2 separate regions of the Homo sapiens genome follow, and region 1 is linked to region 2. The links are chromatin loops, found by intact Hi-C in ENCODE. Cell type or tissue: Caco-2. All regions are shown on one strand.

Region 1 (5,000 bases), 95 kb before region 2:
CGTCGTGGGGGCTTACTCAGCCCATCTGTGTCTCATGTTCCTCTTCTGCGTAAACAAAACAGTAATTCATTTTCAAGGTTCATGATTGTTGTGAAGATTGAGACAATGATTTTTATTAATTTATTTTATAATTTTTATAGCTTTAACAAACTTTTAATTTTGAAATGATTGCATACTCACAGGAAGCTACAGACACAGAGTGCTTCCCTGCTGTTCACCAGCTTACTTTATCACAGGTGAACCCCCAAATCGGGGCTCATCCCGGGAGGTCACATGGGTTCTTAGTGTCATGCAGGAAGGAATTCAAGAGTGAGAGGACAGGCTGGGCACAGTGGCTCACGCCTGTAATCCCAGCACTTTGGGAGGCCGAGGCAGGTGGATTGCTTGAGGTCAGGATTTTGAGACCAGCCTGGCCAACATGGTGAAATCCCATCTCTACTAAAAATACAAAGATTAGCTGGACGTGGTGGTGCACATCTGTAATCCCAGCTACTCGGGAGGCTGAGGCAGGAGAATCGCTGGAACCCGGGAGGTGGAGGTTGCAGTGAGCTGAGTTCATGCCACTGCACTCCAGCCTGGTGACAGGGCGAGACTCTGTCTCAAAAAAAAAAAAAGAGCAAGAGGACAGAGTGAAATCAGGTTAATCAAGAAAGTAAAGAAATAAATGGGTGGTTACCGCACAGGAATAAAAGGGTGGCTATTTTTATGGTTATTTCTTGATTATATGCCGAACAACAGGTGGATTATTCATGAGTTTTCTGGGAAAAAGGCAGGGAATTCCCCAAGAACTGAGAATTCCTCCCCACTTCAGACCCCATAGGGTAACTTCCAGACGTTGCCATGGCGTCTGTAAACTGTCTTGGTGCTGCCAGGCACGTCATTGAGCATATGCAAATGCATTATGATTAGTGTATAATGAACAGAGGTTTCTTTTGCCACCATCTTGGTTTTGGCTGGCTTCTCTCCCACATCCTGTTTTATGAGCAGGGTCTTTGTGATGTGTCTCTTGTGAAACCTGCCCTGTGACTTCCTAGCTCACCTTCAGTGACAACATTTCACCCGGCCTACAGGGCATGTGCAAGAAGAATGCGCCACAGCTCAGAGCCTGGGGCCAGACACGCATGAGCTCTGGTGTAACACCTGCCTGAGAATCCTGGTGATGGATGCTCTGCTTGCTGTCTCTGTGTCGCTGCCCAGGGCTGCAGAGCCAGTGCACAGATGCGGCCATTCACTTAATGTGGTCATCCAAGCAGCTTCTATCCACGTGGCTTTAAAAACATTTTTTAAATATATATGTTTTATCTTTGTAAAGACAAGGTCTCACTACGTTGCCCAGGCTGGTCTCAAGCTCCAGGACTCAAGTGATTCTCCCATCTTGGTCTCCCAAAATGCTGAGATGACAGGTGTGAGCCGTCACGCTTGGCCTAAGTGTCTTGCATTTAAGACTGTGTTTCCACCTAACTGTGAGTTTCTCAGGGTCTCTGCCCTTCCTTGTCTGTTTTCATTGCCCGCTCACTTCCCTGGAAGCTGGCTGGGTGCTGTGCTCACGCTGGATTTTCCAGGTCCAGTCTCTGCCCTTCCTTGCCTCACCTGTCCTGGGGAACCAACCTCTAATAGGGAATTGCCCAGTCCCCGTTACCGCCTGGCTTCCTCCTGGGTGACCAGGGGATGGCATCAGCCTCAGTGGCTCCACATGCCCTCCCTGCCCTCCCAGCCATCCACCTGCAGCCATGGCCCCTGGCAGCCCCTCCTGCAGTTATAAATCTAGCTAGGTGAGGCTCACACGTTCCTCCCCCCGCCTTCCATGGCCTCCGAGGGTGGGGGCATGGTGGAGATGCTTGGTTGCTTCCCTAACTGCCTCACCTCTCAGTCGCCCAATTAAACTCCCTCCACTGTAACCCTGAAACCCTCTCGGTGCTTCCCCCTCCTGCAGAGGCCTTGGCTAGCCCCAGCGCGGCTCATGGAAGGCAGGAAGCAGACCCTCTCCCCGAGGGTGGACAGAGGGTCGCCCACCTCCGCACACAGCGTGCCAAGGGCCTGGGCTGGGGAGGCCTCTGTCTACACCCAGGACCCCTGTTGGGGAGGGGGTTATTAGCGGGACCCCTCTCCCAGACATGAGCCTTCCACCCTCTGACTTCATCACCTAGGCATGCAGAAAGCCCCTGTTGGCGCCTATCTGAGAAAAATGTGGAATCTAAGTGTGCGGCTTAATTTACATAAAGATCCCATGGGGGAGGAGCAGTGAAGATGTGACTCTCACAAGGTGAGGACCCTCAGGACCCCTCTTCTCTCCACTCCTGGGCATGTCCCGGGTGCCTGACCCGGTGCTCTGGCGGATGGAGGGACCTTTGGACAGAGAAGTGGTGACTCTCCATGCTTAGCATTTAAATTCTAGAATCTCATCTTTCTGTGGCTGAACTGAACACAGTAAATTGTGTTCTGAGCCTGCAGCTGCCTCTCACCGTGGGTCTGCCAGGAGCCTGGTGCCCTGCCCGGCTGTCCTTTGCTGTGGTTGAGCTGACACTGACCGGGAACTCACTGGGAACATGGCTCTGACCCACTCACCTGAGCCTTGTGACATCCAGCAAGGGGGACAAGCCTTTTCCATACGACCTCGGGCCCCAGCATGAGCACCCAGGAGAAGATCTCAGCGCAGCTCCTGCTGTGAGCTGGTCTTCAGACAGCCGCCGCCATGGTCTTCACGGGCCTGCTGTCCTGGCACCCTGCCTGGCATGCTGTAGCACACAGGGCAGTGTGTGCAGAGAAGGGGGCCCGGGACCAAGTGTCTCTTCACTCACTGCGTCTAAGTACTATGTGTGACAACGAAACAGTGTTCCTTGGCACAACTCACACCTGGAAGGAGTGTTTGCTGTGGGACAGATCACAAGACTGGGGGCGGATAACAGGATTGGAAAGTGGCCATCAGAGGGGGTGAGAGTATTTCACCTGGGCCCGGAGAACATGAAGCTTAAGCTGTTGTGCTCCTGCTCAGACAATTCACCCGCAGACGCCGGGCTGGGGAGGTGCGAGGCTTCTGTGGGCCTCTAGAGGGCAGACGCAGGAAGCCGTGAACAAAACACACGGCTGCACATTCAGCTCCACAGGGGAAGAGCTCACCACCAAAACCTCATTCTTTCAGGCCCAAGTCATTGCACTGACCACCCCCTGCCCAGACTCCCCTGCCAATGCCACACACATGCAAACGAATGCTATGCCACTCGGGGGTCTTCAGGGACACATAGGATGGGGTCCATAGGATGGATCCGTGGATGGGGATGGGGAGAAGGGAGGGAAGGAGGGAAGGGATTGGGGGAAGAAGGAGGAAAGAAGAGAAGGGAGGGAGGGAGGGAGGGGGGGAGGGGGGGGAGGGAGGGAGGGGGGGGAGGGAGGGAGGGAGGGGGGAGGGAGGGAGGGAGGGAGGGAGGGAGGGGGGAGGGAGGGAGGGAGGGAGGGAGGGGGGAGGGAGGGAGGGAGGGAGGGGGGGAGGGAGGGGGGGAGGGAGGGAGGGAGGGAGGGGGGAGGAGAAGAATGAACGAAGGAGGGAAAGAAGGAGGGAGGGATGAATGGATGCAAGGATGAGTACATGTATGAATAGGTGAGTTGATGGGTGGATGGATACATTGATTGATGGATAGATTTTTTAAATCGGCTCAAGTGATTGTGGGGCCAGCAGGTCTGAAATCAGGAGCTGAAGCTGCAGCCTTGAGGCAAAATTTCTCCTTTTCTGGGAAACCTCAGGTTTTGCTCTCAATGCCTCCACCTGCTTAGACAGGGCTCACTCACATCATCAAAGGTCACCTCCTCCACCTAAGGTCAACTGATGATAGAGATTAACCACAACCGCAATACCTTCAGAGCAATGTCTAGATGAGTGTGGCCACGTGGACATATAAAAGCAATCACCACAGGTGACTTGGGAGATGCCTGTTGAACTGGAAAGAAAAGCCACCAATTCGTGATGCCCTGAAATGCTCCTGTGGGTGGCAGCAGGTGGGGAGTGTGGATGTCAGGTACAGGCCGCCGTGTCTGAGCGAGGGTGGACTACACACTAGGGAGCCTCTGGGCCACTGGGTGACACTCTGAGAAGTGTCACTTGAAGGTGGCACCAGCGCACTTGGAAGGCATTGAGTATCTGCAGTCACAGGGCCCCTCCTCACGATGGAATGTCCATACCCAGCACTTCCCCTGGAGTTCTGTTGAGATGCTGAAATGACCTCATAATCATTATTATGATGTTTCTGATGATTTCTAAACTTGAGCAAACTTAAAGCAGAGAATGCAGAGGTCTTTTCCAGATGTTTCTAGTCTTTGTCACCCACCCCAGCGAATGTCAGGGCAAACTCAGAACTGCAAGGCTGCCCAAGAGTCCACCTGATCATCTGGGGCTGGGCAGTAATGCACGCAGTGTAGCACATGGTACACTTGTTTTCACCCAACAATGACTGTTCTAGTCCATCCCCGAGGGCTCTTGGCCTTGACAGGGAGCTAGGCATGGAAACCTTGTCCTGGGGCTGTGTGGGGTGGGCTGTAGCACTAGAAGGATATTCACACTGGGAAGACGGTGGGAACCAGGGCCTGGAGGGGTGCACAGAGGGAGCCACCCAACTGAGCAGATTCTAGAAGGTTCAGTAGCAGTTTGCCAGGAAATAAAGTTGAAATAAGTTGATGTCTGGTGTTTGTGGAGAGAAGGGGCTGGAAGAACAGACGCAAAGCCACCGGAGATGGTGGCCCCAAGCCCACCCCATTAGGCAGGGGGCTGAGAGGTGCTTGCATACAGCGGTGGCAGGGTCCGAGCTGCGGCACATTCTCTGTGAGCTTCATTCTCTGTGATGAGCCAGGCAGACCCAAAGGCACATGCCCAGGAGGGGTCTCAGTGGTGGTCCAGGGGCCAGAGCTCTGCCAACAGCCATGTGGAAGGAACAGTGCTCAGCACAAGGAATTAACAGGATCCTGTGACTGCTGTATTTAAGGATGGGGTAGGGATTGAGGTGAGAATGACC
Region 2 (5,000 bases):
CACTCGGCTCCATGGAGTTAGATCCTGGTGGAGAGATGAGTAAGAAGCAGTGAGATGAGCAGTCACGCTCAGATGGTGAGGAGTCCGTGAGGAACCGCAGGGCAAGGCATGGGCCGGAGGGGGAAGCAGAGGTGGTCAGCACTCGCCTGCGTATTGAATTCTGAGCAGAGGGAGCCGCGGGGAGATGGGGGGTGGCAGGGGCAGCCTGGTCTGGGAGAGTAGAGTGGGGGGGTCCTGGGGTCAGAATGAGCCCGATGCCGGGGGGTGGGGAGCACAGGGCTGGGGCAGTCCTGGGGGTCCTGGTGCTAACTGGGCTGCAGAGCTCGACTGTCCTTGCAGACATACCGGGACGCCATGAGGAAGTTCCCAGCAGAGGAGCACCGTGAGCCAGTCTGCTTTCCTAAGATTTGGCTTGGGCTGTGGATGAAGGGTCCAGGGCGAGGTGTCGGGGAGGATAGTGGGGGGTGCTGGGCCAAGTGGGAGAAGGAGTGCCTGCACCCGGGCCCACAGCTGGGGTCTGCGGGGCTGGTCCCTGGGCTCGTGGCCAGTAGCAGATCTGAGGGGGCCTGGCAGTAGTTGGCTTGCACTGTGGGGGGACTGCTGGGCTCTGTCAGTGTCACCCATTGAGACCCAGAGACAGCTGGGGAGGAACCGGCTTGGGGAAGAAGAGATGGAGGAGTCCTGTTTGAGCATGGAAAAGGGAAAAGCCTGGAGTGGGTGGTGAGAGCCACGAAGTGAGCTGCAGGGAGAGGTCAGGACGATGGTGTAAATTTGAAGACAACAGCGTGAAGTGGAACCACACAGGGAGATGCTGTGGAGGACCAGAACACCCAGTCACTGTGCTGGAGCTGCAGCCTCAGAGGCCGGGCGGGCAAGGCAGAATGAGCAAAAAGACACTGAGAGTGGACGCACGCAGACACTGTAACAGAGAGAGAGAGAGAGAGAGAGAGAGAGAGAGAGAGAGAGAGAGAGAGAGAGAGAGAGAGAGAGAGCCCACAGCTGAAATGGAGTGCTCAGGAGGAAGAGACAAGGAGAAAGGAAATCACAGTGAGGGGGCAAGTCCCAGTGAGGAGGGGGCAAGAGGGGGCAGGTTCCTGTCAGGAAGGGACTAGGTCTCAGTCAGGAGGGGCAGGTTTCGGTCAGGAGGGGGCACGTCCTTGTCAGGAGAGGGCGGGTCCCAATCTGGAGGGTGCAAGTGCCTGTCAGGTGGGGACAGGTTCCAGACAACAGGGGGCAGGTTCCTGTCAGGAAAGGACTAGGTCTCAGTCAGGAGGGGGCCCGTCCCTGTCAGGTGGGGGCAGGTTCTTGTCAGGAGGGGGAAGGTTTCACACAGGAGGGGCTGGTCCCTGTCAGGAGTGGGCAGGTCGCTGTCAAGAGAGGGTAGTTCCTTGTCAGTAGGGGGCAGGTCCCTGTTAGGAGGGAGCTGCTTTCAGTCAGCAGCCAGGTTTCAGGCAGGAGGGCCAGGTGTCTGTCACGAGAGGGCAGGTCCCAGTCAGGAGGGGGACGTCCTAGTCAGGAGGTGGCAGGCTTCAGTCGGGAGGCAGCAGGTCCCTGTCAGGAGAGGGTAGGTCCCTGACAGGAGGCGGCAGGTTTCAGTTAGGACAGGGCAGGTCCCCTTCAGGAGAAGACAGGTCTCAGTCAGGAGTTGGCAGGTTTCAGTCAGGTTGGGGCTGGTTTCAGTCAGGTTGGGGCTGGTTTCTGTCAGGAGGGGCAGGTCCCTGTCAGGAGGGGGCTGGTTTCAGTCAGGAGGGGGCTGTTCCCAGTCTGAAGGTGACAGGTTCCAGTCAGGGGAGAGCAAGTTTCAGTCAGGAGGGGGCAGGTCCCAGGAGGAGGTGGCAGGTTCCCCCCCAGTCAGTAGGAGGCAGGTCCCCCCCCAGTCAGGAGGGGTAAGTTGCAGTTTAAAGAGTTCGGGTCCCTGTCAGGAGGGGGCAGGTCCCAGCCAGGAGGGGCCAAGTTTCATTCAGGAGGGGCAAGGTCAGTCCCTGTCAGCAGGGGGTAGGTTTTAGTCAGGAGAGGGCAGTTCTCAGTCAGAGGGAGTAGAACCCAGTCAGGAGGGGACAGGTCTGAGGCAGGAGGGGACAGGTTTCTGTCAGGAGGGGACAGGTTCCAGTCAGGAGGGGGTAGGTCCCTGTCCGGAGAGGGCAGGTTTCAGTCAGGAGGGGGCAAGTCCCTGTCAAGAGGGTACAGGTTTCGGTCCCTGTCCAAAGGGGGCATGCTTCAGTCAGGAGAAGGCAGGTTCCTGTCAGGAGGGGACAGATCCCAGTACTGAGGGGGCAGGTCCCTGTCAGGAGGGGACAGGTTTCAGTCAGGTGGGGGCGGGTTTCTGTCAGGGGGGCAGGTCCCAGTCGGGATGGGGCAGATTTCAGTCAGGAGTGTGCAGGTGCCTGTCATGAGGGGACCAGTTTTATTCAGGAGGGGACAGGTTTCAGGCAGGAGGGGACAGGTCCCTGTCAGGAAGTGGCAGGTTTCAGTCAGGAGGGGGCAGCTTTCTGTCAGGAGAGGGCAGGTCTCTGTCAAGAGGGGGCAGGTCCCCATAGAGGGCTGTGTCCCAGCAGCCAAGTGAAAGAAGCTTTTTTGTAAGGGTGTGTTGGGCTGTGTCAGCGTCTGTCAAAAGATTGCGTATGTTGAAGAAAAATGAAATCAACTTTGGATTTATTAGGGTTCATGTCATTGGGTGAGATGGTTAGAGCTGTTTTCATCACTAAAAATAAAAGTTGGTTGGAATTAGTTTATAGTATTTGGTAAAGTATCAACTAGGGACTTACTATTAAGCAGAAAAGAATGACAAGAGGGAACTAGAAAGAGGGCAGTAACTTTAGGGGTAGATAAGGTGTGTGATTCTGTGTGTGTGTGTTTCTTTGGTTTGGTGTGTTTGTGTATGTTGTGTGTTTGTGTGGTGTTTGGGGTGTGTGTTTGTGTGTGTTGTGTGGTGTGTCTGTGTGTTTATAGTGTGATGAGTATGTGTGGTATGCTATGGTGTTGGTATGTGTAGTGTGTATCTGTGTGTATAGTGTCGTGTGTATCTATATGTTTGATGGGCTATGTGCGTGTTATTTATAAGGTGCTGGGTGTGTTGTATTTGTGTGGTGTGTATGTGTGTCTAATGTGATGTGTGTGTCGTGTGTATCTGAGTGTAGTGTGATGGATGTGTGATTTTTGTGTGTATCTGCATATATAATCTGTGTGTGTGTGGTGTGTGCGTCATGTCCTATGTGTGGCGTGTGTCTGTGTTTAATGTGCTGTGTAGGTGGCATGTGTCAGGAGGGGGTAGGTCCCTGTCTGAAGGGGGCATGTTTCAGTCAGGAGGGGGCAGGTTTCAGTCAGGAGGGGGCAGGTTTCCGTCAGGAGGGGGCAGATTCCTGTCAGGAGAAGGCAGGTTCCTGCCAGGAGGGGCAGATCCCAGTAAGGAGGGGCAGGTCCCTGTCAGGAGGGGACAGGTTTCTGTCAGGAGGGGCAGGTTGCTGTCAGGAGGGGCAGATGTGTGTGTGTGGTGTCTGTGTGTCTGTGTATAATGTGCAGTGTGTGGTGCATACCTCTGGTGTGTTTGTGCAATGTGATTTGTGTGTGTGGTGTATGTGTGTTTGTGTGTACAATGTGATGTGTGTGTATAATGTGATGTGTGTGGTGTGTGTGTGTAATGTGATTTGTGTGTGTATAATGTACTATATGTGTGGTGTGTGTGTGGTATGTATCTGTGTGTGGCGTGTGTGTGATGTGTTATGTGTGGCGTGGTGTGTCTCTATATAATGTTCTGTGTAGGTGGCGTATGTGTTTCTGTGTATATAATGTGATTGTGTGTGGTATGTGTTTCTGTGTATAATGTGACATGTGTGTATAATGTGCTGTGTGTGTGGTGCATGTGTGGTGTGGATCTGTGTGTGGCGTGCATGTAATGTGCTATGTATAGTGTGTGTGTCTGTGTATAATGTTCTATGTAGGTGGTGTGTGTGCGCCTGTGTGTATAATGTGATTGTGTGTGTGTGGTGTGTGGTGTGTGTGAGGAGGGAGTTTCCCTGTGTAATGATACAAGTCCACAGGTGAGAAGATGGGATCATGGAGGCAGCAGATCTTTAAAGAGGGGAGTGGGTTAGGATCCCGGAGTCCAGGGAGGCTGTGGCCTTTGATGAGAGGAATGGACGAGATCTGCTGGACACTGAGGTGTCTCCACAGACATCTTGTCTGCTGGGCTGGCCACACAGGGAGGCCTCAGTCCACACCTCCCACATGCTGTTGCATATAGCGTAAGATCTTCCATGCTTCACATTATAACTACTTCCTGTCTTCTTCTTAGGTATAACATGATTTCAAAAGCTAAAGTCTGTAATTTTCATGCTGTCTGAAACGGCTTCTAGTAGAATTTGTGATAAAATAATTTGAGTTTGGGTTTGAAAAATAGAAATAACATTTGGAGAAAAGTATGCCTTGTGGCTAATGATGTAGTGTCTAGACATCATTTTATGAGTAATTGTGCAGTATTTTTCCTGGTAATACGCGACTTTGTATTTTCCTAGTTCCTGACGTCAGTCGAAATGGAGATCCGTTTGTAGCTACCTCCATCGTGGAAGCGATTGCGACTGTTGACAGAGCTATAAACTCAACCCGAACACATTTGTTTGACAGGTATCGTGGGGCTGTAAACACGCTGACCCTCAAATCACTGAGCTTTAGGGTGAAGGTGGGAGTGATTAAAGAATGCATGCAGTTCTAATATATGAATTTTGATTTGATTATCTGATGATCAAAATGTTTAATTTAAAAATCATGAACAACATGGGCATCTGAGTTTTCTGGGGGTTGAAATAACAGAAGGATGTGTGCTTTTCAAATAGAATTTGGCTATGATCCACAACCAAAACATTCTTTGAAAATTTCAACTCATTCCTTTGGCTTATGACTAAATGATTTGGCAAAAACAAATAGTTTAAAAGTCATTAGTGTATTTGTTCACGTTGCTGATTCCAAAGCAGTTTTTCTGCATCTTATGTGAAATGCAATATCTG

Evidence for each region. Hi-C counts contacts between places; a loop is a spot of excess contacts. Peaks named below come from ENCODE experiments on the same cell type or tissue, not always from the same donor. Only the 100,000 strongest peaks of a DNase experiment are listed, where the experiment ranks them.
Region 1: a loop joins it to region 2, with 2.7 times the contacts of the local background. A loop is called at or near these places in 33 of 110 quality-filtered maps.

What each region holds. Positions count from the first base shown.
Region 1 is chr2:1,749,040-1,754,039 of GRCh38, reverse strand. LOC124907724 (a long non-coding RNA gene) reads right to left here and starts at 3,313. Exons shown (of 2, transcript XR_007086189.1): 1 at 2,566-3,313; 2 at 86-1,268. RefSeq lists an enhancer at 2,260-2,760. In Caco-2, a CTCF peak has its summit at 3,041 (motif pointing right); a DNase peak (open chromatin) is centred at 3,029.
Region 2 is chr2:1,654,020-1,659,019 of GRCh38, reverse strand. PXDN (peroxidasin) reads left to right here. Exons shown (of 23, transcript NM_012293.3): 15 at 4,512-4,620. Among named protein-coding and RNA genes, the nearest start is that of LALTOP, 31 kb to the right of the region's middle. RefSeq lists an enhancer at 863-1,524. In Caco-2, CTCF peaks have their summits at 2,231 and 2,438 (motif pointing right); DNase peaks (open chromatin) are centred at 1,489 and 2,469.